2 separate regions of the Mus musculus genome follow, and region 2 is linked to region 1. A link is a loop called in an ENCODE intact Hi-C map of the cell type or tissue named here. Cell type or tissue: left cerebral cortex. All regions are shown on one strand. Each heading gives the region's core, and the rest is flanking DNA. Links, peaks and the distances in the headings are about the cores only. Region 1 holds the start of Grb14 (growth factor receptor bound protein 14). Region 2 overlaps Grb14 (growth factor receptor bound protein 14).

What was found. Hi-C counts contacts between places; a loop is a spot of excess contacts. Peaks named below come from ENCODE experiments on the same cell type or tissue, not always from the same donor. Only the 100,000 strongest peaks of a DNase experiment are listed, where the experiment ranks them.
Region 2: a loop joins it to region 1, with 2.5 times the contacts of the local background. A loop is called at or near these places in 2 of 42 quality-filtered maps.

The regions. Positions count from the first base shown.
Region 1 is chr2:65,017,143-65,027,183 of GRCm38, forward strand. Grb14 (growth factor receptor bound protein 14) reads right to left here and starts at 5,624. Exons shown (of 14, transcript NM_016719.1): 1 at 5,318-5,624; 2 at 3,945-4,077. The coding sequence starts at 5,502. In left cerebral cortex, for the core only: CTCF peaks have their summits at 4,687 and 5,797 (motif pointing right); DNase peaks (open chromatin) are centred at 3,315, 4,122, 4,654, 5,484 and 1 more place; H3K4me3 peaks cover 2,233 bases; H3K27ac peaks cover 2,420 bases.
Region 2 is chr2:64,960,557-64,970,597 of GRCm38, forward strand. All of the region lies in intron 2 of Grb14 (growth factor receptor bound protein 14), which reads right to left. Among named protein-coding and RNA genes, the nearest start is that of Grb14, 57 kb to the right of the region's middle. In left cerebral cortex, for the core only: a CTCF peak has its summit at 5,091 (motif pointing right); DNase peaks (open chromatin) are centred at 1,821, 5,106, 5,993 and 6,418; H3K27ac peaks cover 999 bases.

The sequences.
Region 1 (10,041 bases), core at 1,124-9,123:
CAAGCTGTGTCCAGGTTCAAAAATTATCTAAGGCCTAGAAAACAAGACAAGAAATGATTCTTCAATGAGAACTGAAACCTTTTTTTTTTTTTCTTATTCTTCAAGTAATGGGTCTTTAAAATCCGGCAGTAAAGAATAATTTCCTAGCAAATTTTTGTTATAAATTAAAAATGACATTTCTTCACATAATGAAAGTTATTTGTGATGTAATTTTCTAGATCACAGATTTTTAAAGGAAGGGATAATTTAAATAGCTATTATTGTCAGAAACAAAGAAATCGCCTTACAATTTCACATGATGAACATAAGAGACAGAGAGAAAGAGAGAATAAAGAAGCAGTTTTCATCCTAGCTCCCCTATAATAACACTAAAACCACACAGAACTACTCAAGTTGGCATATCTTACTTGCAAAAGAGACAAAGCCCACCCTATTGTGGTATATTGTGCAATATACCAATCACACATCACAGAAGCACCTCAACATGCTTTCAAAAGCATACTTGTGGCCTGGAAAGTGATTTTGACTGCGGCTTTGAAAGACCAAATGAAATTTAACATTTTTAGACTGGATTCTTTCAAAGTTTCTGGGCATTCATTTGTTAATAACAAGTAGAAATTCTTTACTTTTCCTGGGGAGATAAAAAGAATTTTCTAGCAAGTCTGGAATGACTTAACAAGTACCAGAGACTATAAAAAATTTTTTTAAAGGAGTAATATTGTTATGTTTCATCCATAAGTAATATTGAGAGGTACAATGTAGTCCTTTAGCATCATACATATCATCTCAACCAAAAGCTGCAGGTATTGACACCAGAGGTACTATCTTGTAGTAAGGGCATAGGGGCAAGCATGTGTTTGACAAAGGTACTAAGCCTAGGGAAATTGCTGATGTGGAGAGCCATGAGTTCTCAAAGACTTCTCATTCCAAACAACTGAGAATGCATAAAGTAATTAAACGAATCAATTCTCCATGCAATATCTAGGTGAATTAAAAAGGGAAAGGAAAAAAAGGAAAACGAATCTTCTTCCTCAACAGTGGGATATCCTGTACATGAAGTTGTGAGTCCTGGGACTAGGAAGATATTTACAAAAACGTCTTTGGGAGGTAGGACACCCCTCAGGGACTGGACCCAGTAAGTCAGCTAAATCTAGCTCATAAGTAGGCCCAGCTGCCTGTGAGTGTGTACAATGTTCTCTGTCAGGCTAGATACAGGCTGCAAGGGCAGAGAGGAAACCTGCTGGAGTGAGCGACACACGTCATCTTTTCCCTACTTTGGAACTTCCGAATCTGAAACCCACTGCCCTTCGCTGGACTGCCTGCCTCCACCTGGATCTGAGACCTAACTTACTCTCGTTCTCTTCAAATCTTTTCCCTTTTCTGTGATAAAATAGTGTAACAAACGCCACTTAAGAAGGAAAAGGTTGATTTCAGATAACAAGTCTACATTACAGTCTGTCACTGCCAGGGAAATCTCAGGGGCCAGGCTTGAAGTAGTTGGTCCCATTGCATCGGTGAGAAAGAGGTTGATGGATGAATGCATGCATGCTCAACTTACTTACTTTCTCCATCTTCTCCAGGCCAGGATCTCTGCCCAGAGACCAGCTCCACCCCCAGTAAGGAACCTTCCCACTTCAATTAGACCAAATCAAGATGATCCTGCAGCCCATCTAGATTTTGTCAAGTTGAGCCTGTTAGCATAAGCACACTAATATCTAGTCTCCCTTTGTATCCTCAATCTAGCCTGCTCTACTAGTATTTCTTTTACTCAGAAGTATCCTGTGTTTATCCACAAAATAAAGCCTTACCAGATCACTTTTTCACATACCCTTGCTTTGCCAATCACTCTTTGTCAAGGGGGGTGGGGGAGGGGGAGGGGAGGGGGAGGGGGAGGGGAGGGGGAGGGGGAGGGGGATCTCTGCCTATCTAGGTATCTACTGTCTAGAATAATGTAAGAAGTCTGTGGCTTGAAGAAATTGTTAACTAAATCCCCCCAACTGAATATTAAGCCAACATCGTTCATATTCTTGCCCACCCAGAATGAGAGAAGCAACCATACAAAGCCCACAGTTAAATCTGTCATCCCTAACTCCATAGCCAAACTCTGGGTGCTTGGATATTTCAGAAAAGTTTACAATAAGACTTCAAAAATCTCACTCTGATGAAAAGGTTTTTTAGAATGGATCCTCTTGATCGCTCCCAATCCACTATCAGGTTCCAATCTTGTCCCCCCAAAATGTGTGTGTACCAGACAGCTATGAAAATTACATCTCCAAATATCATCATAGTCACACATTATAGTTTGCATTTGTAAAATTGGGGACAGTTAGCTCCCTGGAGCTCAGTGGGCAGACAGTCTGGCAAAACTGGTGAGTTTCAGGTTCAGTGAGAGATATTGTCTTAAAGAATAAGGTTGGGGCGAGAATAACAAGATGGGTCAAGTCTAATGGCATGAATTTGATCCCGGCACCCATGGAAGTAGATGATAACTCTGAAAGCTGCCCTCTAAACTCCACATGAAAATTAATGTAAGTCCACGAATAAATAAGTAAATAAATGTAAAAAACAGGGCAGGGAGCATTTGAGGAAGACACTTGCCATTGACTTCTGGTCTCTAAACCACACATGACACAGTGCTTGTACACCTGTGAAACTCCTGCACACATACCTCCTACTGCTATCTATTGCTGCGTGGTAATAAGCATGCCCGCTCCCCAGGGTATTTCCTCCCTTCCCCTAAGTAAAACTACATCACTGAACCAATCAGAGGTTAATATATGAAAATTCTCCTACTTATACACACACATATGTGATATATATATATATATATATATATATATATATATATATATATATATATTTACCTGTTTCCTCCCTTCACCTCACCACGGTTCTCTGAATGTTAAAGTTTCCTCTCCCCAACTCCAAAAAAACCCCAAAAACACCAAAAAAAAAGAGAGAGATGTTTTTTGACAAGTGAAGCTATTCTTTATTTTGTTAATTCAAAACTGGAATAAGTCCATGAAAAAAGATGAATAATTCTAGGATGTGTTGCTTTTTCACTCCTAAAATGTATAGTTATGAAATATCATTTCTTGGCTGCTTGGACTTTTTCTATCTAATTGGTGTAAGTCAGTCTCAAACAAGAAAGAAGACCATTAAAAAAAAAAATCCATTTTATCATGGCTTCCAAGTCAAATGCCTTCTGCAGCTGGAACCTCCAAAACATAAAGTTTGCCGAAAAGTATTTTGAGCTGCAAACTCCAATTACCTCATGTAGATTCCTTTTTTTAAAAAATTATGGTGTGTGTGCATGCATGTGTGCGCATGGGCTGGTGCATGTGCGTGTGTGCGTACGTGTACATATCCATGCCCCAGAACCCATGCAGAAGTTTGAAGACAACTTTTGGGAGTAAGTTATTTCCTTCTACTTGTTGGGTCTCAGGAGTCTAACTCAGGTCCTCCAGCAAATGCCCTCACCTACTGAGCCATTGCTCTTGGTCCCTGTCAGGTTCTCTACAGCACTTTCCTTTGGTAAAGGAGGCTAGCCTTATATGACATGTGTATAAGGAAAGACACCATTAAATAGCAAACAAAGAGCCGATCGATCCCCTTCTCACCTGATATTATAGTCCCGCCCCTTCCAATTAAGACTGGTGTGAAATTGATGCCTGTTGTCCGATAGGCAGTCAGGACAGGTGCACTCTCAACCCTATTCTCTCCCAAGAACCCAAGAGGAAATGTTTGATATTCCCACTACACAGCTGAGGAAGCTGAATCCCAGAAGGAACATCATCTCAAGGGCCCCTTTCAGTCAAGGGCCAAGCAAATTCTCGTTTGATGCTTTGTTTTGGTTTGGTTTGGTTTTTTTGCAAAACTCTTGAAGTCTGTGTGGGCACAAGCCTTGGAAGACCTTAGGGTTTCACAGGTTTGGAGGTGCATACCTGCTTCTTCCTTGAATTGGCCCTGGGAAACAGGCCTGCTGACAGCACAGATGTAAGCGGAGAGCAGCAGAGCTCAGGAAAGGGGTTGGGAATGGGTGGCTTTTCCAGAACATCCAGATCTTTCATTTTTCTCCTACACCAAGAGAACATAGGACGTCATTTACATAAAACAGAATAGGAAATGTAATTGCTGTCAGGGGAAAGAGCATTGCTCAGGCTAACGTGTACCGCTTGGTGACAAGGCTAACACTCTATAAGTAGGTGTACAGGAAAGAGCAAGGATGTCGTGCCCATGGGTCAAAAATAAAATATGCCAATTACCACAAATAATTCTATACCACCTCCCCCACCCCATCTCACAGAAAAAGAAAAGAAGAAGAAGAAAAGCCTTGGGAGGCATTGACACTCCATTTCCTGTACTTAGGGCTTTCCTGAACACCAACACAGGCTACATCATGATTTATGCAAACATTACCCAGGGGAGTGTGCCATTTCCTGGCTCCTATTAAATTGACAAAATCTGTAAGTTACATCCAGTAAACTCATCCCCAGGATTTTTTTTTTACTCATCACTGCTGGAAGTTATGATTTATTAAATATAGATGTGGTTCATCTCACTTCGAATTTCATTCACAATGTTGCCCACACACAGTCTGCTAATTTTTCAAGTGCTTATAGATACAGAACACCAAGGCAGTCCTTCTGGGAAGGTAAGTCAATAGAATGTGTTAGCAGGAATGTAACGCTAGGCCACTGGGGAGTTATTTTAACTTGACTGAAGTCAGAGCGCTTTGCAAATCCTGACAAAGAAGCAGGAGTGGTATTTAGATGTGCGACTGCAAAAAGCCACGGATTCTTAAGCTCTTCTCGCCTTTTTCTTTCCTAAGTATGACAACTCCAAAGGCACTTAATGCTCATTGCTGTGGAGATGAGAAACCTTGGAAAGCCGCTGCCCTTTCCTGTGGAACATAAAGACGGCTCAAATGTCAACCCCTGCTCTGCCTCTCCCGGGTCCTTGGAAGACTCTATCTACGTGGGAGGTGAACACATTCAAGCTTGGATTTTTGAAGCCTATAGTGTAATAGGAAAAGGGCCACCCAGCAGCTGAATGTGGTCAGTCTGGAGTGAAGCCTTCTGGTTCACCCCAAAGGGCAAAGGTGAGACAGACCGCTCTCCACCACCCCGTGATGCTATTTATAACAGGGCACCTGGAGATCGTGGTGCCCTCCTGACCCCGCGGGATCTGGCTCCAAGGGAATTGTCTTCAGACACTTTCCAAACTTGGTCCGGCTCTGGGCACACACTCACCCCTGGGCCGCCTCCATACCCCAAGAGCGGATTGCTGACCCGGACACCACCACGAAGCTGCCTACCTGTCTATGGCACCGCGGAGGGTCGCATCGGAGGCGGGGGACAGCGCGTGCAGTCCGGGGACCTGCGCCGGGTCCTGGGCGTCTCCCTTGCCCTGGGCAACGCGGCACACCTGCACTGCCAGCGGCGAATCCTGGGCGCCTGCCCGGCCCGCGGCGCTCTGCCCGTCTTGCAGGGACGTGGTCATGGTCGTAGGCCAGGGGTCTAGGGAGTCATCGACCGCGAGGCGAAAGCTACGAAGGGCTGGGGGCGAGCAGAGCCGAGCGGTTGCAGGCAGCGAGCGCCTTGCAGGTGCGGTGGCAGGGCCGCCTGCGCTCACGGCCAGGGCGGCTGGGACGCGGTGGGGCGGGGAGCGGGGGAGGGGCGGGGGCGGAGGAGGAGGGTGGGGACGTAGAGGGTGGGGACCGGGAAGAGCGGTGCTGGGGGGCGGGGAGGATGGAGCGCCAGCCTGGCGGGCCCTGCGCGTAGCCCGGGCACTCGGGGGCGCTGGTGTCACTCTCCTGAAGCGTGGGGACCTCGACCTCAGGCTCCCTAAGTCCCACCGCCGCTTTCCCAAGTGGGTGACCCAGCACAAGGCTGAAAGTCCCGCGGGCCGAGTGCCACTCTGGGCTAGGAGGACCGACCTCCAATCTGCCTGGGTCCAGGCAGAACTGGTCCTTAGACCCTTCCGTGCCAGTAGGGCCACGGGAGATCACCTAAGCTGTGGCTTGATCATCAAGACAGACCCACAGTACTGGCAAACCAGGAGGAAATCTTAGGGCAATGTATTCTCCAGTCCCGCCCCCCACCCCGCGCTCCCTCCCCCACCACCCCTTTCCTTTTCCTCCGTGGCAAGAGATGGAGTAAAGTGAGGAAAAATCAGGGTTGCTGTCTTAGAAAAACTCCTTTGAACTGGTGAGAATTCTCAGTAAAACCTGAATGAATCTCAAGGTGCCTGGGATTATTAATAGAGTTTTTTCCTTGTGTTCGTTCTTTCTTTCTTTCTTTCTTTCTTTCTTTCTTTCTTTCTTTCTTTCTTTCTTTCCTTCTTTCCTTCTTTCCTTCTTTCCTTCTTTCCTTCTTTCCTTCTTTCCTTCTTTCCTTCTTTCTTTCTTTTCTTTTCTTTTTATTTATTTTTTATATTTTTACTTAGTTATTAATTAATTTTTTTTTTTTTTTGGTTTTTGGAGACCAGGGTTTCTCTGTGTAGCCCTGTCTGGCCTGGAACTCACCCTGTAGACCAGGATGGCCTCGAACTCAGAAATCTGCCTGCCTCTGCCTCTGCCTCCCAAGTGCTGGGATTAAAGGCCTGTGCCACCACTGCCCAGTTCTTTTCTTTTTTTAATGAGAGCATCTTTCTCATATTTTCCACATTCTGCCTTGCTCTCCTAACTATTCCATGAATCTACTACTTGCCTCATTTTATACATAAGAATATTAGGGTCCCCAAGCAACCCAGGGCAAGGCCCTGCTTAGCTCTTAGTTAACAGATGCACTCAGGATTCATCCCATAAGCTTCCATGTCAACCTAGGCAATGAAACAGTAGAGGCATTGTGTTCTTCCAGGATGCAGCAACCATACCCTGAAATCCGGACTTCTGTCCCTGCTTTTCATGAAGTATCCTACATCCTGTGCACCGTGGAGGACTTTCAGAGAGTTTACACACTCTTTGTTCTCTGACCAACTTAGATATCATCTGGTCCTGGCACCTGTTTCCCTAAGTCAACCTCCACTTCTTCTGTCCATGGCAAGATAAACATCCCTCCTGAAAAAGTGAGCCATCCTTGTTGTCCTGCTTGAGTATATCCCCTATCAGAATGTCAGCCCCAAACTCTGATGACAACTGGGGTTAAAATTGGCATGCTTCCTGGTTATAACCACTCCACGAACTGAGAACACTTGAGTCACAAAATAGGTAATAATCAACTTCTTCATCTTCCTAAAGTCTAAATTAAGAATTAAAACAGCATGAATGTCCATGACTGTGTGGAAGCTGTGGCTTCCAGGAGTCCTTATAAAAGGCAGTGGCCAACCCAGAACAAAAGAGTGGCTTCCCTGGGGGATAAAGCTAATACTAATGGTCTTAGCTAAAGCTTATCACTATACATGTGGGCTTTAAATGCATTTAATGGCAAAGCACTGAGTGGTGGTTTGAATATGCTTGGCCCATAGAAAGTGGCACTGTTAGGAGGTATGGCCTTGTTGGAATAGTTGTGGCCTTGCTGAAGGAAGTGTGTCTCTGTGTAAACAGGCTTTGAGGTCTCCATGTGCTCAAGCTCTGCCCAGCACAGAAGAGTTCCTTCCTGGCTTCCTCCAAGAAGACAGATCCCTCTGTCCTCCTTCAGATCCTTCCCCAGCACCATGTCTGCCTGGGCACTGTCATGCTTCCAGCCATGATGATAATGGACTGAAGCTTTGAAACTGTAAGCCAGCCCCAATGAAATGTTCTCGTTTCTAAAAAGTTTCCTTGGCCATGGTGTCTCTTCTCAGCAATAAGACCCTAACTAAGACACACTGTTATATATTAAAGCTATTCCAGCAGAATAAAAACAGAGTGTGTGTTTATAGATATCTTGAAGGAAAAAAAAACTATGCCATTATCATTGTCTTAATTTTACCCAAAGGCCTTGTACCTGTTTCTCCTCTCTAAAAATAATAGGGTGTGAATATTGTCACAGCAGAGTTAATCAATGACTAAAGTTTGTCCCCTCCCAACACACACAAACAAACACACACAATCACACACATATACTCACAAACAAATGCACTCTAGTACACATGTGTGTTCTCACACACATTTTCTCCTCTTCTTCCTCCTCTTCCTCCTCCTCCTCTTTCAGCAAGAGAGCATGCTATTTTTATCTCCTGGAGCAAAGACTATAGAGAAACTGTATATATGTCTTAACTCACTGGGAAGATTACTATCCAACAGTGAATTCTACTCAGCTTCCCAGGACATCTTCTTGACCTGAAGGAAAAGCCTTTGCTGATTCAAATGAGATTCTAAATATATCTCCCCTCTCCATGTATCCTTATAATAGTGAAAATCAAAGAAAGGCCCAGGCTCTGTGAACCTTCTGTAAGCCACACGAGTAGAAATTATAAGGCCTTTACAAGGCTTTACATGGGGAATGAGAAAGGGGAATAAATCTCTAAAAATAAGAGTCTAAATACGCCGGGCGGTGGTGGCGCACACCTTTAATCCCAGCACTTGGAAGGCAGAGGCAGACAGATTTCTGAGTTCAAGGCCAGCCTGGTCTACAAAGTGAGTTTCAGGACAGCCAGGGCTATACAGAGAAACCCTGTCTCAGAAAAAAAAAAACAAAAACAGTCTAAATACTTTGTCTTGTATCAAATTAATTACCACTAAGACCTTCTAAGACCTTGAGTATTTGTACCAAGAATTATCCAAATACATTTGAAGAAAAATGAAGTTGTTTTCATTTCTAAGATTGCAAGAAATTATTCTAAACAAAGGAATACATGTTATAAAGGTTATAGGACACAGCCAGACATACACAGAGAGATTTTTCCACAAAGGGAAAAATGGAGGAGGGTATTATAGTTTTTTTTTTCTCCCTATAACTGACAAAGTTCTCTGAAACAATACAGCAGATATGTTGGTACCAGAATGTCTGATCTGGGTGTTTGGGCTCTTTGGATTTGAACCTGTCAACTTGAGAGGCAGGAGTCTGCCCAGTTCCTTCCCCACTGCGGCCTTTTCTTCCCTTTTACAATCCCTATCCTGCCTCCCACATGTCCTGTGCTGAGGAACCCCAGCCATCTTCCACCTTGTTCCTCATTCTCCTGTCTCTTTCTGCTCATCAATCCTTTATATAGGGGAAGACCATACAGTCCCAGAAAAGAAATACACCAGACCAGTGCACCAAATGCCACCCCCATGCTCCCCCCCACACCCCACCCCCGCACCAGCTTTCCTCTATCAAGATTGCCATGGCAACCAGTCCTGAGTTTTGCTTTAACTAACTATCCTCACCTAAACATGCTCAGTTAGGTTGTTTGGGTTTGACCTTTATGCCGATGGAATCATTTTGCACTTGCTTCCATTCCCTTAACATTGTGTTTGTGATGTTTCTCTATGTTTGCATGGAACTGTAGGCATGTACTTCTTTGCTAGGTAAATAACACAATGTATACCACAATGTACACACGTAGGTTAATGCAGATAGGCATCTAGGCTCTCTGCAGTTTTGACATAATTAATAATACTACAGAGTTCATGTTGTATCCTGGGTGGGCATATACAAACATTCTGGGTAGCAGTGGTACTTTGAGGTCATAGTATGTAAGGGTCAGCTTTAGTCAATACTGCCTGTTTCCAAAATCACTGCAAGAATCGTCATCACTACCATAAGCTTCACTGATTCTTCACAGCCCTTGACACAGGGTGTATTATCAGAATTTGCACAACAAACATACTCATGACTCTAATAGCAATACTGGGGAGCAGAATTCAACTTAAAAAAATAATAGCACCTTCCCACCCTGTACACGCATGCTCACATGTGTGTTAATGGCAATAGGCAAAGACACCGTGTTAGTGGTGTTGTTCATCTATCAGTCAGGAGCAGAGCAGATGGCAGTCCTTTGTTCATCTAGCTTGTTGCCTGGCTTGGTGGCCAAAGCTGTTTTATGCCTAGGACACATAAAAATCAAATCAAAACAACACAAGTCCACACAGAATAGTGTGGGGAGAGGAAGACAGAGACCGGCAGACCACAGACC
Region 2 (10,041 bases), core at 1,064-9,063, 57 kb before region 1:
TAGACTTAGAGACAAAATACTTCAAATATAAGCTGAAGGTTGTGTCTAAAAGAACCAAAATAAAGAGAGAAAGAGAGAGGCTGAGAGTGAGGGCAATACACACTGCCTTGTTCTCAGAACACTCTGGATTTCTGTGAAATTACCTGGAATTTGATTCTCAGAGAAGTTTATTATATGGAAAAGCCCAGGAAGACAGAGCAGACACTAAACAAGGTCTCTCCCCCTCTCCTTAACCCCCCTCCCCCCCCCCCCCATAGCTGACCACAACAATGGGATGCAAGAGGATCCCCAGTTCCTTCCAAGCTGGATGCACTCAAGAGCTTTGGGGATGCATCAGGAGTGTCCAATGAGTATTTGCCAAGGGCTTTCCAAACTGCCATCCTGGGAAACTGATAAATGCCCCACGTCCTGCCCTCACTGTCCTCAGCTTCTTCAGAGAATAAGAGAGAGAACACAGCTTGTCACAGTGGGGAAGTGTATGAGATCAATCATTAAAACAAAAAACAAATAGAATGGAGAGAGAGAAAGAAGAAAAAGGGCAAACAGAGGAATGATGACTGGAGCATGACTGGACTGTGTTGCTCCTGGGCTAGAGTGTCTAGGAAAAAAATCTGAGCTCAATTAATATTAACTAGTACTGTATTTAAAATAATGTGATAAACATATTTTAAGTGTATCTTCCAGTGTTTAAGTTTCATTCTTTAATCCTATGTATCCATTATTTCTATCACTAACGTATAATTACTAGAAGATTAAAGTTAAGACAAAAAGTCCACAGAAGAGTTCCCTGCACTAGGACCCAAAGTGGAGCTCATTTTGTTTCTATAACTCTTCCAAAGTTATGAGCAACTAGAGAAAGATTACAAAACATTTTCTGATGCTTCAAGATTTCTTGCTGTTTTTTTTCTTTAAACAGAGAGCAAATGTACTTAAATCATATGAATATTTTTATAGCAAGGTCAGAGCAGCCTTGGATCTTCACATTCTTCTAAATAAGGAATGCTGTGGCCAGAGATAAGAGGAGACAGTGTAAGGATTTTGAATTAAACAAGCCTGTGTGTTTGCTTAAGGGGATGGAAATAATGCGTTCATTAGTTCTTATTCCATATCTCTGCTTTTCAAACAATGAATCTCCAAAAGAACGCTGCTCCAGCAGCCCTCAGTAACTCCAGCAAAGCTGCTGCTCCCTGCGCCCTTCCTCAACTTTTTCTAGGTGTGAAATACTGAGAGCAAAGGAGTACATAGCTTAGAGACACCACATAACAAAGTCTTAGGAAATTTGAAAGAAATATTCAACAATCCTTATGCCTGAGCAGAAACTATGCATTTTTAATTAGTTACATTCGTTCAAAACACGCAAATGTCACGAATATTGACTCTCGGGAACTGACATAACAAAGACCATGCCTTATCCTAGTCTGCTTTTCAGCTTCATTCCACACAACCTGCTCCTTCCTCCCTGATCTCACCACCCCCACTCCCAACCCCACCCCCACTCACCCTCAGTTTCTTACAAGTGCCTAGCTCCTTCCAGAACACAGCATGCTTTGACATAGTGCACTGACTACTGGTACTATCTGAACTATCTCCCTGAAACCTACTTTTCTTCCCTAAAGTCTCAGATACACCATTATTTCTTGGAAGGAAAATGTCAATGACTTTTCCAGTTTAAGGCCAGAATGTCTATACCATGCGTGGTGTACCTGTGCCATCAAACCCACAAAGCCATTGCTACACAGAACACCACACAACATCAGTCACAGCGGCTTCCTATCTTCTCTCCAGCAGCCCACAGAACACGGGGCTCACAATGGACAAATGAAATAGTTATTCTATGGTGAATAGACTCATTGTCTGTAACCCCAAGTGAGACATTACGGATTCCACAACAACACTATTGAGCCCTCAAGTTTGAAACCACACATGCAGACCAAAGAGAAAATAGTAGCAAGTTTTCATAGAAAGTCTCAGCTGAACAAAACCCAATCTGGGACTTAAAGTGGCCTGTTGTCATATTTGACATTGTGTAAAAAGTTGAAACACAGAGGGAGGGGGAACCTGGGTAAAGCAAATAGTATGAGAAAAGGTATTGAGGAAGAAGAAAAGCAAATAATAATAACAACAATGACAACAACAACAATAAGACTGGGTTTGCTGTAGCAGAACTAGTGACACTTCACAGTTGCCAGCAGACCAAGGAGAAGGGTGGTCTCATCCGGACATGCTGAGCACCGGGTTCCCTTCAGACCAGTAAAATGGAGAACGAAATCTGCCACACCCCAATTACAAAGCACCTCTCAAAATTATCTGAGAATACAGTAATAAGGTTTAAAATAGAAGTTTTACAAGGCTCTCCTCAATAGGGGCAAGAGAATTGACTGCTCAACAGCTGATGGTGACAGAACCATAATGGAAAGGGGAGCTAGCTACTAACAGCAGATTTGCCCCAGACCTTTTCTCACATTTGAAAGATTGGGGTTTTAAGTAGTCAGGTCCCTCAAGCTCCTACTAACCCAAGGTCTTTAAGTTCATCCCTAATGTTATTTATTTTTAAGACTACAGGATGGAAGTTTGCCACACCTTCTGTGTAGTAGCCTTGGCTTAGCAGTCGCTTGCTTGCTGCTCTGCTTCCGTTTGACAGTTATAAAGAGTGCCTGGGCTAATATCCCCTTATCACTAAGTGCATACCATGTATGTTCTTTTGTGACTGGGTTACCTCACTCAGGATGATATTTTCTAGTTCCATCCATTTGCCAAAGCTCCATATACTCAAGATACAATTCACAGATCACATGAAGCTCAAGAAGAAAGAAGACCAAAGTGTGGGTGCTTCGGTCCTTCTTAGAAGGGGAATAAAATACAGGAGCATATGTGGAGATAAAGTGTGGAGCAGAGACTGAAGGAAAGGTCATCCAGAGACTGTCCCACCTGGGGACTCATCCCATATACAGTAACCAAACCCAGACACTATTGTGGATGCCAAGAAGTGCATGCTGAAAGGAGCCTGATATGGCTGTCTCCTGAGAGGCCTTGCCAGAGCCTTACAAATACAGAAGCAGATGCTTACAGTCAACCATTGGACTGAGCGGTGGGTGGGTCCCCAATAGAGGAGTTAGAGAAAGGACTGAAGGAGTTGAAGGGGTTTGCAACCCCATAGGAAGAACAACAATATCAACTAACCAGAACCACCCCCCCAAGCTCCCAGGGACTAAGCCTTCAACCAAGGAATATACACGGCTCCAGCTGCATATGTGAGGATGGCCTTGTCATGTATCAATGGGAGGAGAGGTCCTTGGTCCTGTGAAGGCTTGATAGATGCTCCAGTGTAGGGGAATTGACGGTAGGAGTGGGTGGTGGGTGGAGGAACAGCCTCATAGAAGCAGGGGGAGGGAGGATGGGATAGAGGGTTTCCAGGATCGGGGAAAACTGGGAAAGGGAATAACATTTGAAATGTAAATAAAGAAAATATCCCATTTAAAAAAGTGCCTGGTCAAAGCAAACAAATCAAGACTCAAGAACCTGAGTAGCCAGGGGTCTAGTTCTGCATACTAGGGCCAGAATGCAATAGGAAAAGATTTGGGATGTTTCAAATAAGTTTGCATTCCTGGACAAAAGTAGCCCCTTATAGTCTCACTAGTGGACATGTCCTAAAGTTGACCTGGAAAGAGATTCCACATTGCCACATATGCAAATCTGCCTCATATATAGGCTTCCATCCAAAGTTATGCCCATATACATATGTGCACATGTGCATATGTGGACACACATAGGTATAAGCTTCCATTCTAAGCTACCCCCACATACTTATGTGCACATGCACATATGTGCACACGTGCACACACACACACATTTCTGTGCATTTGAATCCAATGTACATTATACAGAGTCAAGTCAAAAATCCCTTGCTAATTTCCCAATGACGTCATCCAAGACCTGTCTCTGAATAGTCAGTGTTTTAAGATACATGTAGTCATGTAGGGTTAACTCCTCTTTACATGATACAAACCTTCTCAGATGCTAACAAACACTTAACCACACTTAAGGCAGAAAACCACTGGTTAAGCTTAGGTTGGGCACAATGTTATCCTGATGTCTCCTTTCAGTTTTTAAGTAACCATTTATTCTCAGAATAACCACTATACATGTGTAAGTGAAAAAGTTCAAATCAGTTCACACAGTGAGAAAGAAGGACAAAAGGAGAGGGGAGGAGGGGAAAGAGTGTAGAGATGAGGAGACAGACAAAAGGATGCAGACATGGTGCATCCAGCTGCAACACTCTTATGGAGACAAACAGCATCCACCCACGCATGCACTGTTAGGAACTATTTGTCTTCATTGATCTTTAAAATTTTTTCCCCATAATTTAATGTCTCAGAAACTCAAATGAATTTTACCATTAAAGGTCTGTTGGAGTTTAATGAGAGGTGTGTTGAATGACATTATCATGTGATATATAGTGCCAAACAGCCAATGGTATATGCTATGTACAGTCTCCCTGTGATGTTTACGTATTACTCTATAGACTTTAAGTCACACCTCTGAAAAAAATAACTTTCCAAATCCTAACATTCCCATACTGTGACAGTTCTAGAGGACAACCAATTTATATCCAGGCTGTAATTCTGTTTCCTTTAAACGTTCCCATGTATCTGTGTGAAACCCATAGCGTGCATATTCCTATTCAAAGCACACACACACACACACAATGTTGTCAGAATAATAAGATAATAAAAGTTAGCAGAATTCAGGCTGAACAATTGACAAAGGTCCTAATCTCAGAAAGAAGAAAGCCAAGGCGAGGGAAGAAGTGACTTGTTCAGGCACCTGCTCCCTGGCAGAACCATGGAACCTGTATTGGCTCCACCTAGACACTGTCTGAACTCCTCCCCCACTGCTAGTCCAGTGTCCATGCCTCTTTAAGCTGCGACTGCTTCATGACACGTTCTTTTAAAAGATTAGCAAGCTAAGCATCACACCAGAATATATAAATGAGATGTATGTCACAAAGCACCTAGTTTTTGAATGCCAAAGAGTTGCTTGCGTTTTCATTGTTTTCTGAATGTTACAAAGCATGCAACTATAGAAACAGCCAGCAGAGGGAGGCTTTATTCTGAGTTGGTACTAATACAGACCCCAGATAGATTTTTCTGTCTGGGGCAATGGCTCAGCTTGCTGCCAAGGCTGCATCTTTAAATGAATCCTGTGGGGACATACAGTGGGTGCCAAAGAGAGGAAGAAGGAAACTGACTTCCACAAGTTATTCTCTCACCTCCTCAAAGATGTCCACACTACCCCGAACACACATAGATAGTAAATAAATAAATGTAAAACAAAAAAGCAAATATGTATACTGACAGAAACCAAAAGACTGTTAATTGCATGAAGTTCCTTCTTGATATATTTATAATCTTGTATCAAAGTAGATTTTTTAAATTTCTGAACAGTTGGACGTTTAAGATTAGTTGCTTCTATATTAACATTGAGAAAATATCCTGTGAACATATATACAGGCATAAATATACATGTGTGTTAGAGAAAGAGAAAATATTTCTCAGATCCTGTGATTTAGAATACTGATATCAAAATTTCTCTTCAAAAATTAATTTGGCTGCTAGAGTTAATTTAATTTCAGAAACTCCTGTCGATATTTTCCAAAGTACAGAGACACAGGACAGGTCATGGGGCTTTAGTAACTTTCTGAAAATGTTATGATTACCAAATACTATTTTAATGTCTTTTTTTTGGGGGGGGGGACTGTCTGAAGGCTGAACATTTTTAATACTTTACCAGGGTGGAAATCTTTACATTTTCAGAGGGAAGTAGCATCTGAAATTACCAAAAGCCCTACTTCTTTCTTTGCCAACAAGAGATTATTATTTTTAAATTCTGGCTCAGGCGACTGGGGCGCCGCCAAGAAAGCCAGCCCTTCAGACAGTCCCGAGCAGGAGTCTGAGACTGGCCATCACTCCAGCTATTTTTAATCAGCCTTGTGTGCCAGGCATGGACCAGGCATTGTGGTTTACAAAATAACGTGAGGCTCGGTGCCTGTTCCCATGGAGTTACAGCCCAGGTGTCTACAGTGCTGAGAATACTGGAATCTGATCTGGGTCAGACTGGTGGGGAACTTCAGGAGAACATCTTCTAAATCTTCAACTTCTCATACTTTAAAATGTATGAAGAGCTAACAGCACTCAGTGTTGTATGTTGCATAGTAATCATATTGTGAATTCTAAAGGAAAATCATCTATGGTGAGTAGGTCCTAAGATATCCTTATAGCCCCAGTATATTCTCAGGTTAGCTTAGTCACTGACTTAGAAGTAAGGCTGAGGACACGGCAAGGAACGCCAAGTCAGCGGGTAAAAGTAGATTGGCAAAAGAGGTGAGAATTGTTCCACGTGAAGCATACAGGTAAGAGAAGAAAGTAACACAGCTGTTCTGTAGAGCAGGCCATGCAGTCTGTGCCCAGGCTGCACTGTGGAACAGGGCCACACACAGGATGTTCCATAAAGCAGGCTGCACAGTGTCTATCCAGAATGCTGTGCAGAGCAGGGATGTATAGTATGTGTGCCCAGGCTGTTTTGAGGAGCTTGGCCATGTGGTATGTATTCCTCAGCTGGGGCATGCAGCACGTGAGCTCCCATTGTTCTACGAAAGTTTTCTTTCTGAGAAGACAGGCCTAGCCTACAACCCTGCACTCTGCCATTTATTAGCAGGAGCTTTGAGGATGGCCTTTCTCCAACCAATCTTCCTCGCCCAAAATGGGTTTGACCAGCAGCCTTGGGAGGTTCTTACAAAGATTAAAAAGAGTCTGGACTCAGTGCTAAGCAGATCACAGCTCCTTTGATTTTTTTTTTCTTTTCTTCCTTTGATTTCTACTGGTCTATGAGGATGGCAGAAAGTCTTCCATCTTGCCAAAAGCCACAAGTTAGAGCTGGATAAAAATAATGAAAAGTCCTGGGACTGTGGCTTTTCACCCTAAGGGATAAAACTCTAAGAAGAATAAAGAAAAACAATAATGTTGAGAAATACTAATAGTAGGTCAGTATCCTGTTTTCACAAAAAACAACACTTACACAAATAATACTAATTTCCATCTGAGTCCCCTTGTTTGAAGTGCTTGAGTGGAAAGTGTATCAGATTTCCTTCCCTCCCCCCTCTCTCTCTGGAATATTGCATACACAATGAGCTATCCTAAAGAAAGAATCTCTCTGTAAACACAGAATTCATTTACGTTTCATTTATACACAAAGCCTGTGGGCAATTCTATTCAGTGTCTTTGGTATACATTATTTTTCCTCATGACATCACACGGCTTCACAGAAAATCTTTAAATTTAGGAGTATTTCGTCTTTCGGTTTTTAAATTAAGAATGCTCAGCTTGCATAGACTATGCCTCTGCTATCCGCGTCCTGATTAGAGATGGCTCAGCCCCACTGTCATACAGGTATCCAAGAGCTTTAGCTTACAACTACACAGCCTGCCAGCCATTGACTAACAACCCTACGATACTGAATAATCTAACTGCATATTTTGTTGTACTTCAGTCTGTGCTCCCAGAAAAGACAGATGATAGGGATATATACATGAACATAGCTTAGCAGTCAATTGCTTGCTTTTTTGTTTGTTTAAGTCTCATGGCAGTCATAAACACAGTTACAAAAAAATGAGCAGTATAAAACGAATTTAAAAAGTACACCATCCTTTTGGCCCTGGTGGCATGATATGAAGGATAATAAGTTTCTACTCAATGCATTTGCTACAACAAAAATTTTTATGTAACAACTTTAGCCGGACATTTAAATTCCTGATGATTATAAAGTTTTTTATTTAAAATTTTTTCTCATTCAATTTAAATCACTTATGAAGCTAATAAAACATGATGTTTTAAAGCCAAGCATAGTGGCAAGTTGTCTGTACTCTGAGCTTTCAGGCGGCTGGAGGAGAGAATGTAGTGGTTTTAGCTTAGTTTGGGTTACATATGGGGACTGTCTCTCTGAAAGCACACATACTATCCACACCAGAAGAATCAAAACCAACCCAACAAATGAACACAAAGCACACGTCTTTTCTTGGGTCAGAGAAATAATTCACATTCTCTTGGCTTCTACTATGTGTTAAATGTTTTTAACACAGACCTGGCAAATTTAGCATTCTGAAGAACATAGAGCAACTGTACGGACAGATACACCTAAGATTACTCCATAGGCTAAAGAGAGAGCTGAACTCAGGTGCCAGGCTCTCTACCTCTAAAACACACTCTGTCCACCAAGAATGCTTTCTGAAACCTTATTTCTCAAGCAACAAAAAACCGTGTAAATACAATCCAAACCGTGCTCTGAGTGACACCTTTCTGGGTTAAGGACACAGATCATTTACCCTAATAAAAATGACATGAGGAGGAAGAAAATCAAAGTTTAGCAGGAACGAGATTTAAAAAATAGCAATGATTCCCCCCCCCTCACTCTCCAAGCCACCACTTGGAGATGTACATGGCCCTGCTTACTCAGAGAAGCATCCATCTGCACAATTGGCCCGCCTACCATCCCCACACAAGGAGAGAATCCATTTCCTCTGAAGCGTACGACCACACTTTGTACACGGTACAATAACAAGGCAATATTTTCTGAATGCCAACGAAGACAGAGGCACTTGTAGTGGTGGTAGCTAGCTGACCCTCATGCTCGCTCTTCACATACATCTTTCTAAATAATTCTGGTACCTTAATTGTTAGGAAATTGTTAGGAGTCCTATTAAGAAACTCCTTTCCTACACCAAGATCTTGTAGAGTGTTGCCTTTGTTTTCTTCTAGAAGTTTCATTGTTTTGGGTTTCTTATCAAGGTTCTTCATCCATTTGAAGTTAGGTCTTTTTGGGTTTGTTTTATTTTGTTTTGTTTTGTTTGTTTTGCTTTATTTTTCTGATTGACAAATACTGATCTAATGTCATTCTTCTACATGTTGACACTCAGTTTTCCCAACACTACTTGTCAAATATAAGATGACTATAGTTGTTCAAGCAGCAATCCCTTTCAGAGTCTGAACCACCAACCAAAGAATATACATGGCTGGCCCTAGCTCCATCACTCCTACACATATGTAGCAGATGTGCAGGCTGGTCTCCATGTGCATCCCGAACAGCTATCCCAAAGGCTGTTGCCTCTCCAATGGATATGTTCTTCTTGCTGGGCTGCCTTGTCTGGCCTCACTGGAAGAGGAATCACCTACCCTGGCAGAGACTTGAAATGCCAGGGTGGCAGGATACCCAGGAGGGCCCTCACCTGCTCAGAGGAGAAGGGGAGGGGGAATAGGGGAAGGATTGTGGGTAGGAGGAAGTGACACGGAGGGAGAGAAGTGAGTGGGATATAAAGTGAAAAAGTTTTAGAAAATGATTACAGTTATATATCCTCATGTTTTGGTCAGAATAGAATATTCTGTTCTATTCATCTTCATGTCTGTTTCTGTGCCCGTGCCTTTCTGTCTTTGTTACAACAGATCTGGAACACATCATGAAATATAAAACGGTCATCCCTCCAGCATAGTTCTTTTTGCTCAGGATTGCTTTGGAGTCTTTCTTTATTACATTTGTCTTTTAGGATGTTTTTTGCATTTCTGTGAAGAATGTTGTATTTTGGTAGTATTGCACTGAATCTGTGAATTACAGTCCCAACTGACCAGGAACATCATCACAAAAGAAGGATCAGAAAGACTGTAAGAGCCAAAGGACCAGGATACCTGATGTGATAGAATAGTGGGTTATGCCAAAACAGCATGCTAGGCCAAAGCAGTTCCACGTGGAAGAGGTTTTATTGAAAGGGAGAGACAAAGAAGTGGCACAGAGAGAAGAGGGGGAGAGAGGAGAAAGAAGAGAGAGTGAGGAAGGGCCGTTCTCCTTATTTATATGGAAAATGACATAACACAAATAAGGGTGGGAGGTAAGCCAAATGGATTCTGGGAATATGGTGGTCGTTGTCTTGGCAAAAGGTCTGCAGGTCGAAGGTCTCGCTGTTGCCTCATAGGTTTGGAATGTCCTGATGATAATGAT